Regions from separate parts of the Homo sapiens genome. Here region 2 is linked to region 1. The links are chromatin loops, found by intact Hi-C in ENCODE. Cell type or tissue: IMR-90. All regions are shown on one strand. Each heading gives the region's core, and the rest is flanking DNA. Links, peaks and the distances in the headings are about the cores only.

The links. Peaks named below come from ENCODE experiments on the same cell type or tissue, not always from the same donor. Only the 100,000 strongest peaks of a DNase experiment are listed, where the experiment ranks them.
Region 2: a loop joins it to region 1, with 6 times the contacts of the local background. A loop is called at or near these places in 6 of 110 quality-filtered maps.

What each region holds. Positions count from the first base shown.
Region 1 is chr12:27,650,917-27,653,839 of GRCh38, reverse strand. All of the region lies in intron 7 of PPFIBP1 (PPFIB scaffold protein 1), which reads right to left. Among named protein-coding and RNA genes, the nearest start is that of REP15, 44 kb to the left of the region's middle. In IMR-90, for the core only: a CTCF peak has its summit at 1,485 (motif pointing right); a DNase peak (open chromatin) is centred at 1,489.
Region 2 is chr12:27,382,514-27,385,436 of GRCh38, reverse strand. The region is part of intron 5 of BMAL2 (basic helix-loop-helix ARNT like 2); the gene reads right to left. Among named protein-coding and RNA genes, the nearest start is that of BMAL2, 51 kb to the right of the region's middle. In IMR-90, for the core only: a CTCF peak has its summit at 1,251 (motif pointing right); a DNase peak (open chromatin) is centred at 1,276.

The DNA.
Region 1 (2,923 bases), core at 300-2,799:
TCTGCACCTTTTCTACTGCCACTTTATTTTAGTGCTACTTTTTAAAGGACCAATTTGCTCACAAAACTTGTCCAAGAGCCCAGAGAGTAGGAAAGGAAATTAGAGTGTTAAGCAATATTAACTCCTCCAAAAGAGACACTCAAATACCCTGCATGGGAGATGACTTATTTTACTACAAGCCACAAAGATCCCTACAATGGTTACTATATTTTTGCTTCTCTCTCCCTCTCCTTTTTTTTTTTTTTTTTTTTTTAAGATGGAGTCTCACTCTGTCACCCAGGCTGGAGTGCAGTGCCGCCATCTCAGCTCACCGCGACCTTCGCCTCCAGGGTTCAAGTGATTCTCTTGCATCAGCCTCCCCAGTAGATGGGATTACAGGCACCCACCACCATGCCCAGATAATTTTTGTATTTTTAGTAGAGACGGGGGTTTTACCATGTTGACCTGGCTGGTCTTGAACTCCTGACCTCAAGTGACCCGCCCTCCTCGGACTCCCTAAGTGTTGGGATTACAGATGTGAGCCACTGTGCCCGGCCAGCTTCTCTCTTTTTACAAAGACATGCATGTATTCCTGCATCACAAATTCATAGACTACAGGACAAAATTATCCACGAATGCCAAAAATTACAAGTAGAACAATGCTATATGAAATAAAACTTTGTAAATAGAAATTATTTTAAGCTTCCAAGTGTAATGATTCAAGTTCACAAAGGCTAAGAGAAGGGATGCTACAATAAAATAACACTTCCCAGTAAACCCTTAGGCTTTTAAATTGTGGTCTCTTATAAAATGGGGCAAAATATTACCTATCATAGTTATACAATTACACCTTAATAATGGCACAATATTTCACTTAGATGATATCTATTTTCTTCTTATGAATTAGGTCATGAACTGTTTGACATTATTCAGCAACATATTTGTGATTCCTCAACTAACAGGTCAGAATTCAAGTCTAAAGAAAAAAATCAGCTTTTCCCAGTTATCTAAGCTAATCATCCTTGCATAATATGAGTCCTTAGTGATATTCATCAATATGATCTTTCTAAATATATATTTTCCTACTTTCTCATTGCTAAGAAATACCATTGAATTCTTATCTGCTATTGTATTTTACAGCTTCCTTTCTTCTTTGCTCGTGCAAAGAAGAAACCACTGAAAAAAATGGAATTGTAAACTGGGATAATTTATCTGTTTTAACAAAAAACTACTCAACTATATTTCATGGCAATACTTTAAATATGGTCTAAATTTCCAACCTGAAATAAATCACATCTTCCCCTGACAACACAAGCTGGAAAATCTGGAAATGGCTCCCTAATGTAAAACTTTAAAAAACAGAATACAAACTATTTCAATCAATTTCTTATCAGAAGTTCAGTCCTTTTAAAAAAGAAAATTCCTGTTCCCTTTCTCTTTTCCCTTTCAGAGAATTCAGGGCTCCTGCAGGAACTCAGTCTCTGACATGTATGCTCTTACCACAAGGGGGCACTGTTGAATGATGCTAATCATCTCCCATTAGCAATTCCAGGGACAAGTCCTGAATCTTCCAAAGTTTAAAGACTTGTACCCTCAGTCCTTTGGAAATGCCTATACTTCTTCCCCATGCCAATATTTTCTTGGAAATTAATATCCAAATATAAATCTAAAATTCTAAGAGAAAGTTAAATATTATGGATTCATGAAACACCCAGAAAAATATTTTTATTAAGGGGACGATAACAAGAACATGAGAATATTCAAGTTAGTTTAATGTTGAAGATTATTTTAATTATTTTCATATGTAACATCACAAAGTTTACCACATATGCTCTAATCTCCGGGTCTGTGCATACGTTTTAGAAATAACACTGAATTTTTATTAGATTATCAGGGATTGAGTGTACAGGAAGTTTGATGACAAGATCACTTTGTATGTGATTGAGAGTGCATGAGTGAAACAATGAAAAAGTGGGGAAAAGAGATTTGATTAAAAAAAGCAGCCAAACTCAAGGGATATAAATATTACCCTAGGCGCTTACAACAATAAGTAACACATCTACTGCAATTTAGCCCCAACATTTGGTTAACATCTCATATACAAATTAAGTTAACAACAGGTGAATATTTCCCCTTGACTTTGTGGACGCAATGTAGAAGACCACCTCTATCCATATCTACCATCAATTCTTCCCTGCAGCAGAGCTAGCTCCACTGCCATGTTGCCCATCTGTTGACTGAGTTTTACTATTACTTTACCCTGCGACTATGGGGTTAGGACCTGACAAAAAGAGGGGAAAGAGGAAAATATCAAAGAGATTTTTAGAGAAAATACAAAACCAAGAATTTTAAATTGGGTAACTTTCTAAGTCCTGTTTTAAGAGCCCCAGCTTCTATCAAATGAGAAACATGCTCACACAGGCAACTGACAAAGAGTTTTAAAATTAAAACATGGCTGGGCATGGTGACTCATGCCTGTAACCTCAGTGCTTTTGGGAGGCCAAAATGGGAGAATTGCTTGAGGCCAGGAGTTCCATACTAGCCTGGGCAACACAGTAAGATCCTATCTCTTAAAAAAAAAAAAAAAGATTAAAACATGAACCAAATGAAAGACTTCCTTTTGCTATGGAGGAAGCAAGACATATACCAAGACTTTCCACTGTAATTGAATCTTTGACAGAAAATTTAATTTTGAAAATAGCAGTGGAGTAAAACTTGTTATTTCCAATATAAAGAACTTTCCTATGGTGGATAATGTATGTAATGCCTGGTATCATGCTGGCTTATAGTCAGCGTGAAATACATGATTGAAATAAAAACAGAAGGGAAAAATAAGTAAACCATTTTCTCTCCTCTCTCCTTGGTACCCATTTTCTAATCCAGCATGACACCCTTCCATACTCCAACCAAGGAAACAAAATAGGAAGCAAAAAGGAGGGGAGAT
Region 2 (2,923 bases), core at 297-2,796, 270 kb after region 1:
GGCAAAATGCTTAATGAACATTAGCAATGCTGCTGCTGCTGGTATTTGCTCTTTGGCACATTCTAAGACATTTTCTGTAATCATTTTTTTTTTCATTTTCATTTAATTTAATTATTTATTTTTGAGACAGAGTCTTACTCTGTTGCCCAGGCTGGAGTGCGGTCGCGCAATCTCAGCTCACTGCAACCTCCACCTCCTGAGTTCAAGTGATTCTCGTGCCTCAGCCTCCTGAATAGCTGGGATTATAGGCGCATGCCACCACGCCCAGCTAATTTTTATATTTTTATTAGAGACAAGTTTTCACTATGTTGGCCAGGCTGGTCTTGAACTCCTGGCCTCAAGCAATCCACTCACCTCAGCCTCCCAAAGTGCTGGGATTACAGGAGTGAGCCACTACGCCCAGCTAATCATTTTCTTTCTTCATTATCACTTGATTAAAATTTCTTTCTTTTAGATTGTGAATTCTTGGAACTACTTATTCCTTTATATTCAAATATGCACATTAAGAGCTATATATAAAAACATTATAATAAAATGTACATGAAATAAAATTCAAGGATTGATATGCAGTAGTCCCCCGTTAGCTGTGGTTTCAGTTACCTGTGGTCCACCATGGCCTGCAAACAGGTGAGCACAATACAATAAGATATTTTGAGAGAGCCAAAGACAGAACATATAACATTTTTACAGTATATTGCTATAATTATCCTAGTTTATTATTGATGTTAATCTCTTAATATGCCTGATTTATAAGTTAAACTTTATCATAGGTATATGTGCATAGGAAAAAAGTACTATGCCTAGGGTTCAGCACTACCCACGGTTTCAGGCATCCACCAGGGTCTTGGAATGTATGCCCCTATGGATAAGGGGGGACCACTACAGTTATTTAGATAATGTCTTAGCTAATTAAAATTTATCATATGAGTTACCTTGAATGGGGGTATTCTGGAATTCTAAACAAATGTTACGGATTCATGAGATTTTCCAGTAAGAAAATCCTTTAATGGCAATATAGAGACCTCTATTCTGATAATACACAGATTATTTTAAAAATGTATAAAATATAAATGAAATAATTAATTTTCAGCCCTTAGCACTGAGTTATATTAAAATGAAAGTCTCTAAAGCAGCTGAAGAGCTTGCAAAATGATGAGGAATTATCAGGCCAAAACCAAGGGAAATGTTTGACCTGGGAGGAGTAAGGGAATCCACCAACCCAGATTCGCAAAGCCCTTCATGGCCACAAGGGGGCGTATGACACAGACGACAAAGCCAAGCAAGCCATCCCCAGGGCAAGGATGATTCAGAAGTAAGTCAATTTTCCCTTCCTTATATTCCCCAACCTTCTTGACTCCTATCCCTTCTTCCTGGGTACTGTAAGAGAAGTTGCTTTTGCAGGGGAAAGGTGGGGTAACATCCTTAGACATTTTAACCACACATTGGCCCTCGGACGGATCTGTGGCCCAAACTCACCAATGAACTAAGTGGTGGTGGTGGTGGCAAAGTAAGTGGGCAGGGCAGAAAGACAAAATGCCTCATGCTATGATTCAGTACAGTTTTCTCAGACTCGTAGCACTCTTAAGAGCCTGGCATAGGGAAAAGAAAATCTCTTCTGTTGGAATCTATCTTCATCCTAGGGCTCAGGGAATTCTCCCAATGACTTCTTGCTAATATTACTACACAGCAGCTTGGGAGGGAGCTGAGGAAGGAATGAAGAACGCAGACTCTGAGTGCTAGGTCAGGGAACAGCAGTAAACTGATTTTGAGCAAGATAATGACATTTCAGGTCTGGCCTGCAGCAAGGTTGGCAGAGCATACCAGGCAGAAGTGGGCTGGGAAACCCCGTCGGTGTACATCAGCCATCACAGGCGAGCCCTGACTCGGTGAGTGAGTGGGGATGTGCTCGAGAGAAAATGAGGGCAGTGAGAGCAGCACTGAGGCATGGTAGAGGCTGGCCAGTAAATGCATGCCATGGTGTTCTGCACACTTGTCCACACATTGGCTCTCAGAGTTCCCATGGCAAAAACCAACGAGGCAACATGATCACTTACTTTTTTCACAATGTTCATTGGGTTAAAAAAAAATCAAAATGACAGTAACAATTCCTCTTCCTCTTCTGACCCCATCCCCACCATTTGAACACTGTGCTGTACTCTACATGCATTACTCTTTACTCTTAACAATAGTCCCAGGAGGCAAATGCATCCCTATCTCACAGATGTGAAAACTGAGGATTAGAATGTCAAATAACTTGAGTAAGTCACATAGCTATAAAGGGAGGAAGCCAGGATTTGAACCACAAGGTCTGCCTTCAGGACGCATGCGTGTGAACCACTGTGCTTCACTGCCCCGCCTGGTAATCAGATTGCAGACACAGGACCTCATGCTGCAGAGCAGGGCTACTCTAAATGTGGTCTGCAGACCAATGTCATCAGCAAACTGTGGTGAGATCAAGTGCAGAATTTAAGAAGTATTTAGAGGCTTTTATAAAAACATAACATTGCTGTGACAGCCAAACCCATGATCATTTTTCCATAATTAACTGTATTTTACAATGAACTAGTGGTGGATGGGGGGAACACCTGTTCTTCATCCAGATCGTTTAAAAAGCACTGCTGTAGAGTATAGTGAAAAAAATCACATCACCATCCTTCTGCCTTTAACCTAATTATGCTATGGACCAAAATAACATGATCCACAGGCAGCCCTCTGTTGATCTGGCTTCTAAGTTTTTGCCGAGCAAGTGTGGGGATGCTGTGACAATACCCTGGAATGCAGATCCAGTTGCCTTAAATCATCTTGCTTGTGAGCAGCACTGACCGAAGGATCTGGTCAGACTGCGGGGATGAGTACTTAACCATGTCACTTCTGTTCAGCAGAGCTGAGGCAAAATCTACGCCCTGTTCCAAGGAATCTCCTC